2 separate regions of the Homo sapiens genome follow, and region 2 is linked to region 1. A link is a contact called in ENCODE Hi-C or POLR2A ChIA-PET data. All regions are on one chromosome and are shown on one strand. The core of a region is the stretch at or near the end of the contact, and the rest is flanking DNA. Distances in the headings are between cores, read along the strand shown. Region 1 overlaps NMNAT2 (nicotinamide nucleotide adenylyltransferase 2). Region 2 overlaps ARPC5 (actin related protein 2/3 complex subunit 5).

Evidence for each region. A loop is a pair of places that touch in the nucleus more often than their neighbours do. ChIA-PET counts read pairs that join two places held with the same protein, here RNA polymerase II (POLR2A). Pooled maps may share reads with other maps.
Region 2: a map of K562 shows a loop between it and region 1 (4-fold over the local background). The contact joins two enhancer-like sites. A Hi-C loop is called at or near these places in 1 of 168 maps with a recorded cell type or tissue (K562) and 4 of 50 pooled maps. POLR2A ChIA-PET finds 5 or more read pairs at or near these places in 3 of 52 experiments (AG04450, PC-9 and Panc1).

What each region holds. Positions count from the first base shown.
Region 1 is chr1:183,367,490-183,373,009 of GRCh38, forward strand. The region is part of intron 1 of NMNAT2 (nicotinamide nucleotide adenylyltransferase 2); the gene reads right to left. Among named protein-coding and RNA genes, the nearest start is that of NMNAT2, 48 kb to the right of the region's middle. Within about 2 kb of position 3,107, at least 3 of the 41 ENCODE cell types and tissues checked have a DNase peak (open chromatin) inside an H3K27ac peak, as active enhancers do; they include PC-9, where a contact is called at or near this core.
Region 2 is chr1:183,621,372-183,626,891 of GRCh38, forward strand. It overlaps ARPC5 (actin related protein 2/3 complex subunit 5), which reads right to left. Exons shown (of 4, transcript NM_005717.4): 4 at 1-5,520. Among named protein-coding and RNA genes, the nearest start is that of ARPC5, 12 kb to the right of the region's middle. Within about 2 kb of position 2,025, at least 10 of the 41 ENCODE cell types and tissues checked have a DNase peak (open chromatin) inside an H3K27ac peak, as active enhancers do; they include PC-9, where a contact is called at or near this core.

The sequences.
Region 1 (5,520 bases), core at 1,857-4,356:
AATAAGACACAGTTCTGCAAATAACTTATAGTTTTATTATAATTTAGGTCAGACATAACTATTTGAAATCTTAAATAATAGAAGCCCAGTGCAAGATGAGAGATATTCCAAAGAGGCGTAGCAGTAACTTTTACATGAGTAGTCGAGGGCAACAGATTTCAACACATTGTTGACCACATAACTGTTTCAGTAAAAAGATTTGGGGCACAACTTGTCATATATAATTTACTAATCTATAAATTATATATGTGTCTTATTTTACTATTGTGCTGTGTACATTGAAAATATACACAAAGATAAAAATTAAATGAAGATGCAATAAAAATATAAATAGAAGTGCCAATATTTTCTTCCTGTGCCCAGTGGATTGTCTCAGCACACCATTTTAGATACCAGAGGTCTAGAGCAAAGCTATTCAGAATGAGGTCCCCCAGCATGGCACAAGCTATTCTGTTACTAGTCTGCAACTCAATAAGCAAAGAAATGGAGAGCAAGCATCTAGAAACTTCTGTAGTGATTTTGGTAGGTCTATGTATGTCTGCTGAATGTGATAATTAAACGTGGTCTTGTGTTTTGTATCTCTTTGTTTCTTATTTCAATTTCTAATTTATTTACTAAACAAATTTAGGAATTAATATTTATTATATAAAAGTATTGATCCCACAGTGGATTGGAAACTGAAAAGAAATCAAAATAAAAACCTGGTCTTTCACCACAGAGAGCTTGAGAAGCACTAGAACAGACAGCAAGTCTTAGAGCCATTAGCTCGGAGGGCTTTGCAGAGCAAGTCCCTGCAGAGTGACAGGGTCCTCTGGGTTCAGAATTAAGGGCAACATCATGGCTGCAGTGGACTACAGAGGGTTCCTGGAGGCCGGAATAAGGACAGAGAAGTCTTTTCTCTTGACCACTCCCTGCCCCTGGGCTGCGCTGTCTCATCTCTTTTGAGCTCCTGAGGCCTCTACACACCACACAATAAATGCCATTGATCTGAACAGAATTGGGGTGTTTGGGGAGAATTACATAAAGAAGTCTGAAGATCTGAAGGAGCTCAACCGCTTACAAGGGTGCTAATTCTGTCTCCAGATTGACCGTGTGTGTCTGTCTTCCCTCCTCTGTCCCATAACATGCCACTAGCCATTCCTGATCTCAACTCTAAGCACTTTGCTTCAGCACCTTCTAAGCACCTTCTTGCCTCCCTATTGACACTCCATAAATATTTGTTGGCAAGGCCGGTGAAAACATTAACACACCATTCTCTTCTCAGTCATCCTGCGTTGATACCACTTAATTGGATGTATTCCCCAGTAGATTCATAGTTCTTTTGTTCTTGCTTAATCATCAAATTCAGCCACACATCAGAGCCGGCAACTCATGAAGTGAGTCTGTGCAAAATGGGGCAATTTAGCAAGCAGTGTTCCATTTATAACCTTGCTGCTCAACATGGGCAGGGAGAGCTCTTCTATTAAAATGCACAGTCACCACTCCCTGTCCTGACAGCTGCCTAATCACGGGCATGGGGAACACTTCCAGGTCCTGGCTGTGAGACCCCTTCTCACGGCAACTCTGAGCCAGCAGCAGGTGTGCACTACGCAGCTCTGCCCCTGGTTTCCAGGACTTCTCTGGAAGAGATGAAAGTTGGAGCATAGAAGAGCTCACATTTATGGAGCATTTAACATGGGCCAGGTTCAGTCTTAAGTGCTTAAAATGCATAATCTCATTCTCGCCTCCCCAAATCCTTTGAGGAAGGTATTCTTTTTTTTTTTCTTTTCTTTTCTTTTTTTTTTTTTATTATTTATTTATTTATTTTTGACGGCATCTTGCTCTGTTGCCAGGCTGGAGTGCAGTGGCGTGATCTCGGCTCACTGCAGCCTCCACCTCCTGGGTTCAAGCGATTCTCCTGCCTCAGCCTCCCAAGTAGCTGGGACTACAGGCATGCACCACCATGCCCAGCTAATCTTTTTGTATTTTTAGTAGAGACAGGGTTTCACCATGTTAGCCAGGATGGTCTCGATCTCCTGACCTCATGATCCACCTGCCTCGGCCTCCCAAAGTGCTGGGATTATGGTCATGAGCTACCGCACCCAGCCTATTCTTTTTTTCAATTGTGGTAAATATTCATAGCAATAAAACTCAGCACTTTAACTGTCTTTAAGCAAACAGTTCGGTGGCATTAAGTATATTGCCACTGTTGAGCAGCCGTCGCTGTCATCCATTTTCAGCACTTTTTCATCTTCTCAAACTGAAACTCTGTACCCATTAAACACGAACTCCCCATTCCTTTAACTCCTCATTAAACACTAACCTCCTCCTGGTCCCCGGCAACCACCATGCTACTTTCCGTCTTAATAAATTCATCTATTCTAGGAATGAGAATGGCACTCTTCTTATTATCCCCATTGCAAAATAGGAAACTGAAGCACAGTCAGTTTAAATAAATTGCCCAAGGAAACACCACGAGCAAACAGAAGAGCTGGGATTAGCATTCAGGAAATCTGGCTCTGGAGCCCGCTAGGTCATGCTAAAGAGAACAGAGGACCCTCCAAGGAGAGGAAAAAGGGCCTCTTTTCCTTAACGCCTCCTGCATTCCCAACACACGGCTGCAACCTGATCAGAAGCAGAAGGGTGGCAAAGGGCTCCTCTGTCCAGGACCCAAGGGGGAGAAAAAGAGCCTGGGATGATTTCTACTGCTCTGTTTATCCACTCCTAGTACTTCCTACCACTACTATCAACACATACACACACACACACACACACACACACACACACACACACACACACACACACACAGGCTGCAGTGGCAAGAATTTGAGTTCTGGTACCAGACAGACCTAGTTCCAGGTACAGTTCTGTGATGTGCTAAATGTCTGCCCTTTACTGAGTTTCCATTTCTGCTTCATTCATGTGGGGATGGTGTTATCTATCTTACTGGTATGCTGAGAATAAGGGTTAAATGAAATGAAGTTGTGAAATCATCAGGCAGAGTGTCTGACAGACAGCAGAAACTCAATAATTGTGAACTCCTGTCCCACTTCTCCACTTCTCCACTTCACCATAGAAGGAAACTGAAAAACCTCTGTGAATGCCCTGGAGCCCAGCCAGCCTAGGAGTGCTCTCCATATCAGGTGTGCTCGGGCACAAGGAATGAGGAAGAGGAAGAGGCAGCGTTGAGGAGAGTACTGGTGGGGATCCATTGATTCTGGGGGAATGAAATAAAATCCCCAGAAAAATATGCATGCCTCTTGTATCTCAAGTATTGGCAGGACAATTAGAACAAGGGGATGCTGGTGGGCTCCCAGTAACACTGACGCTGTAAAAAGCCAAGCTTCTGCCTGAACTTCTGTCCCTTGACTGGCGGGCAGATTGGACAGCTCCTGCCCTGTCCGGTGTGCTTTCCCACTATAGCCCCAGAGCCTCAGGGAGGGTTGAGGATGCTGGGGAGGTTGTGGTATATACATGTTGAACCAATGAGTGAGTGAGTAAATGCATGGTGCCTGACCACGGTGCGCCGCATGTTTTTACTTAGGAAAAGCAAACAAATGACCTGGACAAATATTTCAGAATGGATTCCCCCACACCTCCACAGGAGAAAAAAAAGGCCAGGGGCAGGAGTGGTATATGCGGACAGACTGATTTTGATTGATACTTCCAGCCACCTGGGGCATTAGACGCACCTGATAAAACTCTTCATCCCAGAAGAAGTTGATTACTAAGTGAAAGAAGCTGATGTGAAAAAGGCTATATACAGCATGATTCCAATGATAGGACATTTTGAAAAAGGCAAAACTGTGGACACTGTAAAAAGATCAGTGGTTGCCAGAAGTTGAGGGGAGGGAAGGATGGGCAGGCAGAGCACAGAGGATGGTTAGGGCAACGCAACTACTCTATGTGATACTGTGGAGGTGGTTACATGTCAATAAACATTGTCCAAAACCATAGGATGCACAACACCCCGAATGAGCTCTGGTGTAAACCATGGCCTCTGAGTGGTGTGTGGATGCCGCTCCATCAGCTGTAATTAATGTACCCCTCTGGTGGGGGATGTTGATAATGGGCAAGGCTGTGCATGTGTGAAGGGGGGAGTCTGTGGGAAATCTCTGTGCCTTCTCTCAATTTTACTGTGAAACTAAAACTTCTCTTAAAAAACATTTTTTTAAAAAAGGAGTTTGAAGGGCCTGAAACTCCAGGGTATTCTGAGCTCTGCTGAGTCTGCTGCTGGCTGGAAGGCAAGAAGAGAGGAAGCTGCTGTGCTTCCCAAGTACCTTCTTTTCTTTTTTGTTTCTGTTTGTTTGTTTTTTGTTTGTTTGTTTTGAAACAGGGTCTTGCTCTGTCACCCAGGCTGGAGTGCAGTGTTGCAATCATGGCTCACTGCAGCCTTGATCCCCTGGGCTCAAGCAATCCTTCTGCCTCAGCCTCCTGAGTAGCTGGGACCACAGGCGTGCACCACCACAGCCAGCTAATTTTTTCAATTTTTTGTAGAGATGGGTCTCAACACATTGCCCAGGCTGGTCTTGAACTCCTGGGGCTCAAGTGATCCTTCTGTCTCAGCCTCCCAAAGTGCTAGGATTATAGGCACAAGCCCCTGTACCCAGCCATATCTTCTCCTCTTTGCAGGGAGCAACATGAAGCAAACAAAATGTGACCTACGTCCACTCTTCTGGAAAACAGGGGGCTGCTTCAGGAGGACGTTTGAAACAAGTAAGGGCTCCAGAAACAAGGGCGTGCCTCTCAAGGAACTGTACTGCCCGGCATTGGCTAGTGAAAAAAATTAGAAGCAGAGGCTATCCATCAAACCAGAAAAAACAGAGACACAGAAAAGAAACCGAGAAGGTGGAAACAGAAGCAATGACTACAGAGAAATAGACTCCACACCACAGAAAGTGACAGGAAAAGTCGAAGGAGAGAACAGCAAAGCCAGAGAGTAGAGACTGAGCAAGGGAGTGGAAGCAAGACACCAAGACAGAGCCAGGAAGAGTGAGACATAACAAGCCTCAGCCTCCAAACACAGAAATTTAACTATTACCTGTGTTAGCCACCTGTATGGCTCCCAGGTTCTTCCTGTTCCTCAAAATATAATAGATCCCAATGTTCAATGAAACTAAAGTTCAGAACCTACTGCAAAATTGCTTGGTTCCTTGACCTCTTTCTTCAAATGCTTTGCTTCTGCAAACAAAACAGCAAAAATGCCCCCTCTCTTTTCTTTTAAAGCTAGATAATTTCCAAGGAGATTTTGGAAAGCAGAATCCAAAGGCGTGATCCTGGACGGTGACCAAGATGGACAACAGGGCTTCAAGGCATGTTGTTATAGAGATGAGATACTCTATGACATAAAAAAGAATTCAGCTCTGATGCCATGTGTGCAGGTCAGCCTGGAAATTGGGTCAGGAGCCAACATCAAAGGTTAATATCGCAGGGCCTGGAGGTGAGAGATTCTCCATGGATTCTTCTTGTGAATTGGAGGGGCCAAGTGTCTTTCATCTTCTAGGCTCCACATAGGAGGGGCCAGCTCCCCCAGGGAGGCCA
Region 2 (5,520 bases), core at 775-3,274, 250 kb after region 1:
AACCACCTAAATCAATAGGGAAATGGTTAAGTAAATTATGGTACATTTATTTATATAATAGAATTATTATGCAGTCATAAAAATAAAATTGTTATCGGAAAGTGGTCCCAATCCAGACCCCAAGTGAGCGTTCTTGGATCTCACACAAGAAAGAATTCAAGGCCAGTCTGTAAAGTTAAAGCAAGTTTATTAAGAAAGTAAAGGAATAAAGAATGGCTACTCCATAGGCAGAGCAGCCCCGAGGGCTGCTGGTTGCCCATTTTAACGGTTATTTCTTGATGATATGCTAAACAAGGGGTGTATTATTCATGCCTCCCCTTTTTAGACCATATAGGATAACTTCCTGATGTTGCCATGGCATTTGTAAACTGTCATGGTGCCGGTGGGAGCGTAGCGGTGAGGATGGCCAGAGGCAGAGGTCACTTTCATTGCCATCTTGGATTTGGTGGGTTTTGGCCAGCTTCTTTACTGCAAACTGTTTTATCAGCAAGGTCTTTATGACCGGTATCTTGTGTTGACCTCCTATCTCATCCTGTGACTTAGAATGCCTTAACCATCTGGGAATGCAGCCCAGTAGGTCTCAGCCTTATTTTACCCAGCTTCTATTCAAGAAGGAATTGCTCTGGTTCAAATGCCTCTGAAGGGAATAAGGAAGTTCTTTATGTATTGATAGGAAATTACCACCAAAATATACTGTTAATGAAAAAAGCAAGGAACAGAACACTATATATAGTATGTTAGTATTTATGTACACAAAGGGGTAAAATCTTATATAGGTATTTGCCTGTAAATGCATACACTGTATCTGGAAGGATGCCTAAGAATTAAGTGACAATAGTTGGTTGTCAAAAGAGGAACTAGGGTGGAATGGAAAATTACCACAGTACATATTTCTTACCTTTTGAATATTGAACAATATGAACAAATTATTTGAAAACGAATAAAAACTAAAATGAATAAAATACAGAACCATTGGCTAATGAATACACTGACCTTTAACTTAGCAAATTGAAGAAAATCTTAGTTGCCCTGGCATCTTGATTCAATTTTTGGAGAAACAAAAGGAAGTATGATGTTATTCAGAGGCATTGGCCATTTAAGTTATTCATTACCCTAAGGGTTGACAGAATTAGAAAAATCTACGTATAAAGTCAAGGACGGTGATATAAATTCATGGATATAATTTAATGGTTATCTTTAAGGAAAACAAGGGGTATTGGGTCACATCTCTGCTCTTAGAAGGTGATGCCACAGAATAATGAACAGATCATATAAACTCCCATAGTGCCACTGTTAGCCAGATATGAGCTGGAATTCTGTTCCTCAGCCACTTTCTCTGGTGACTTCTGGCAAAGCTAAACACTATAGGGGCTGCACGTGGTACTCATGGTGGCTCTGATTTCCACCTAAGGCTGATAAATTCCCTTCTTAACTGTCCACATTGAAGTGAATTGAAATTCTTTGTGACTAAACTTGATTGGCTCTAGGGTATTTGAACCCAAGAATTATTTTACTCTTTGTATAGTTCTCAATTTGTACTTCTGATGTGTTGCCCTATTCAGGTACCCTAAGAACCTGTGTATAAATTAAGGATTTCTTAGGTGACTTGGCTCGTTCAATGTTATGCAACCAAGAGATATTTGTTGAACATCAACTATGCCAAGTGAATGTGGGGATGAGTAAGAGCCAGCTACTATGACTTCAGGGGGCCCATACAGTCTAGCAGCAAGGTCAAGAGGGTGTGTCTTGCAGAGCAGGAGCTAACTGCTAGGCTGGAAAATACGGGAGTTTTAGAATGCTTTGGAATTCAGGTGGGTCATACACTACTCAATTTGTGTTTCATGTGGTGTGGATTCTAGGGAACTGTTTCAGAGAGAAATAAGAGATGTAAACATAGATTATTTATGTTGATTACTCTTACACACTCAAGTAACAGAAATGATAAAGGAAAATAGAAATGTTAAAGTGAATGCTGTGTCCCATGTTGCTTGTGGTTGGATCATCAATGTGGTGAAGTAGCACCACCTTGAGGCAGATGACATGCTGTACCTCTGTGGGCTTCCCGGGCCTCCTCCATATCTGGAATCATACAAGAGGCACCTGCACAGAACGTTTTCACATTGGGGTTTTCACATATTGTACTAGTGACATTGGGGTGAGGGGGAGAGGGAGTGGGGCAGAGGTCCCGCGGCAGGAATATGGACAGAAGCAGCCTTGTTTAAGGGCACTTGGTTCTACAGAGGCCGTTGGTCTGTTCCTTAATTGGGTGTGTTTTTCAATTATTTTGGTGCTTTTAACATATTTTGTCTGTAAGGGGATGTTAGTTGTAAATCTAAAGGAAAAATTGTGTATCTAAAAATTAATCAATCTGGCTGGGCGCGGTGGTCACGCCTGTAATCCCAGTGCTTTGGGAGGCGGAGGAGGGTGGATCACCTGAGGTCAGGAGTTCAAGACCAGCCTGGGCAACATGGTGAAACCCCATCTCTCCTAAAAATACAAAAATTAGCTGGGCACGGTGATGCGTGCCTGTAATCCGAGCTACTCAGGAGGCTGAGGCAGGAGAATCGCTTGAGCCTGGGAGGTGGAGGCTGCAGTGAGCCGAGATTGTGCCATTGCACTCCAGCCTGAGCAACAGAGCAAGACTCCATCTCAAAAAAAAAAAATTAATTAATTAATTTTCTTTTTTACCTTTATACATGGGGTTAAACTAAGTGATCATCAATGTCTATTTCAGCTAATAAAACATTATGATTTCCTATAATTTTACTTTCTTGAATCTATCACGGAGATAGTTTCTGATCCTGTTAATAATTTGCACCATCTAGAATTCTTATGTTAAAAACATTAAAACTGCAGCTGGGCGCGGTGGCTCACGCATGTAATCCCAGCACTTTGGGAGGCCGAGGTGGGCGGATCACGAGGTCAGGAGATCGAGACCATCCTGGCTAACACGGTGAATGAAACCCCGTCTCTACTAAAAATACAAAAAATTAGCCGGGCGTGGTGGCGGGCGCCTGTAGTCCCAGCTACTTGGGAGGCTGAGGCAGGAGAATGGCGTGAACCCAGGAGGCAGAGCTTGCAGTGAGCCGAGATCGCGCCACTGCACTCCCGCCTGGGCCACAGAGCGAGACTCTGTCTCAAAAAAAACAAAACAAAACAAAACAAAACAAAACAAAACAAAAAACATTAAAACTGCAAGAACAGTGACTATTAAACCCACTTTTAACTTTCTCTTTCTACTCTGTTCATTTCACTTGGACCGTTTGTCCTTTCTGCCCCTCCAAAGGATTAGTTCAAATTAATGTCTCACTTTAAATACTCTGATCCACCCTGATTTTGTTGTTCTCCCAACATTGACTAACTGCATTTACAGTCAAATGCTAAATTGTATGACGTTAATTCTCTTTTTTTTTGTATGACATAATTTTCAGGTGCTTAACCTTACTTCCCAATTAGGCTGAGAGCAAACTGGTGAACAAGATTCAGACCTTATTCTTCTGTTATGTCCTCATGATCCTGGGATCCACAGGAAATGCTTTAAAAAGAATTCGGTTAATTTGTACCATCTACACATTGATTTCACCCATGTTCATGTCCTTAAAATATCATCATACTTGTCATCAAGTATGACTGTTACCGAAATGGTGCTGTTACCCAATGACCAAGAAGGGGTATGTTTTCCATTTCTTCCCTTTTGTAAAATGCCAAAAAAGAAACCAAATAGTAAAAGCACTGAGATTAAAGGAGGAGAATGGGAGGTAAACAACTACTTTTGTGCTAAAAGTGTCCTATGGCATTTATATATATTTTTTCCGCAATTAATCCTATTCCCAACTCTTCACCAAGGATAGTACTGTGTCATGGTTACTATACCCTGGGCTGACATTTAGTCAGGAGGCAACAGTTGAACCAGTTGTTTCCAGCTAGTATCCATTTTGACTCGGTCTCTATATTATACTACTTGTTAAATATTTTTAGTATCTCCCCTCAGTAAAGCTGATAGACTGGCAGATTCTAAATACACCCACCCATTCTTGTGAACAAATATGAACTCCAGAATTTTTCCAAACGCTTCAGTTATGAAAGTGATGTTAAGAAGGATTTTATGAAAAAGCATTCAGTATCATTTGATTTTAAAGTTTGTAATTGGTTATGCTATACCTACTTGACTACCTCTAATACCTATTGGCTAAGGCACAGTGGCATGTGCCTGTAGTTCCACCTTTTCGGGAGGCTGAGGCAGGACTGCTTGAAGCCAGGAGTTTGAGGCCTCAGTGCACTATGATCACACCTGTGAACAGCCACTGCACTCCAGCCTGGGCAGCATAGCAAGTCCCCATCTCTAAGTAATATTTAAGAATAATACCTATTGCTTAGCTTATCTTCACCCATAGGACCCTGAATTGCCTGGAAGTGTTTTAAAGTGGGAATCTAGTCAGGTGAAGATCGAAAGCAAACAGAAGTCGCTGTGAGTAGGTAAGTACAAGAAATAGATTTGAGGTGAAAGAAAGAGAATTTTGGAGGCTGGGAGTGAATGACTGCAGCTGCTAAGCTACTTTGCACTTTCTAGTCTAGGTCTTTGGGCAGTGATACTACATATAGGTATTCAGCTGCCATCCAGAAGGCTATGGAATCACTCCAAAGGCTTCAGTAGTGCTCTGACATCATTCATGACTCTCTTCTCTATCATCTTATATCTATATAGTCTTATAAAAACCCTACCAAACTGTTCTTGTTAAGAGTACAGTACTTGGTGGTAGAAGCAGAAAACCTTTCCTCTTAATTAACCATACATTCATAATTGTTAAAGTCAGAGAAAAATAAATTATTCAACACTGACATTTTATTTTCTGAAGTTTTATCATTTTTACAAAACAAAACAAAATGAAACAAAAAGCAGGTATCAAAAACAGCAAAGAGTTTATAGAATTTCTGCACCAGTTTGCACATAAGTCAGTGATTACAAAACTGGCATCCAATGTAAATACTAAGCACAAGCTCACTTCCCTCTTGGTCAGGTGGTTTGTTTTAGAGCTACTCGATATTTATAACTTTTTATAAGCACCGGTCATTTTTTGAGAACTGATTTGGTTTGTCCAACAAAGTAAACAATTTTTTGCTGTGTGGCAGTTTCTTTTTTTAGAAAACACTGAGCTAAAACACAGAATGTGTATTTGTTTGGATCTGAACCAAATCTTTTGAGATCCCAACTACCCTGAAGAACACTGAAGACATTTACGGGGCATATTAAATGGTATCTTAAATACTAGTTGTATACCTCATAATGTCTAAGGCAGCTATTATATTTCTAAAGAAAGTAGCATTTCATTCAGAGGCTGCCCAGAGTTTAAATTACACCATAGTTTTTCTTTCTTTCTGCAAATCATTCTTTCTGATTTGCAGTTTTTTCCAAACAGAGCCATATTAGTGGAACAAAAGTTTGATGTTCATGCCCAACAAGCTCTGATATTTTATGGATACATTTGTATAAAGCAAGACTTCTTGCTCTGAACCCTGGGT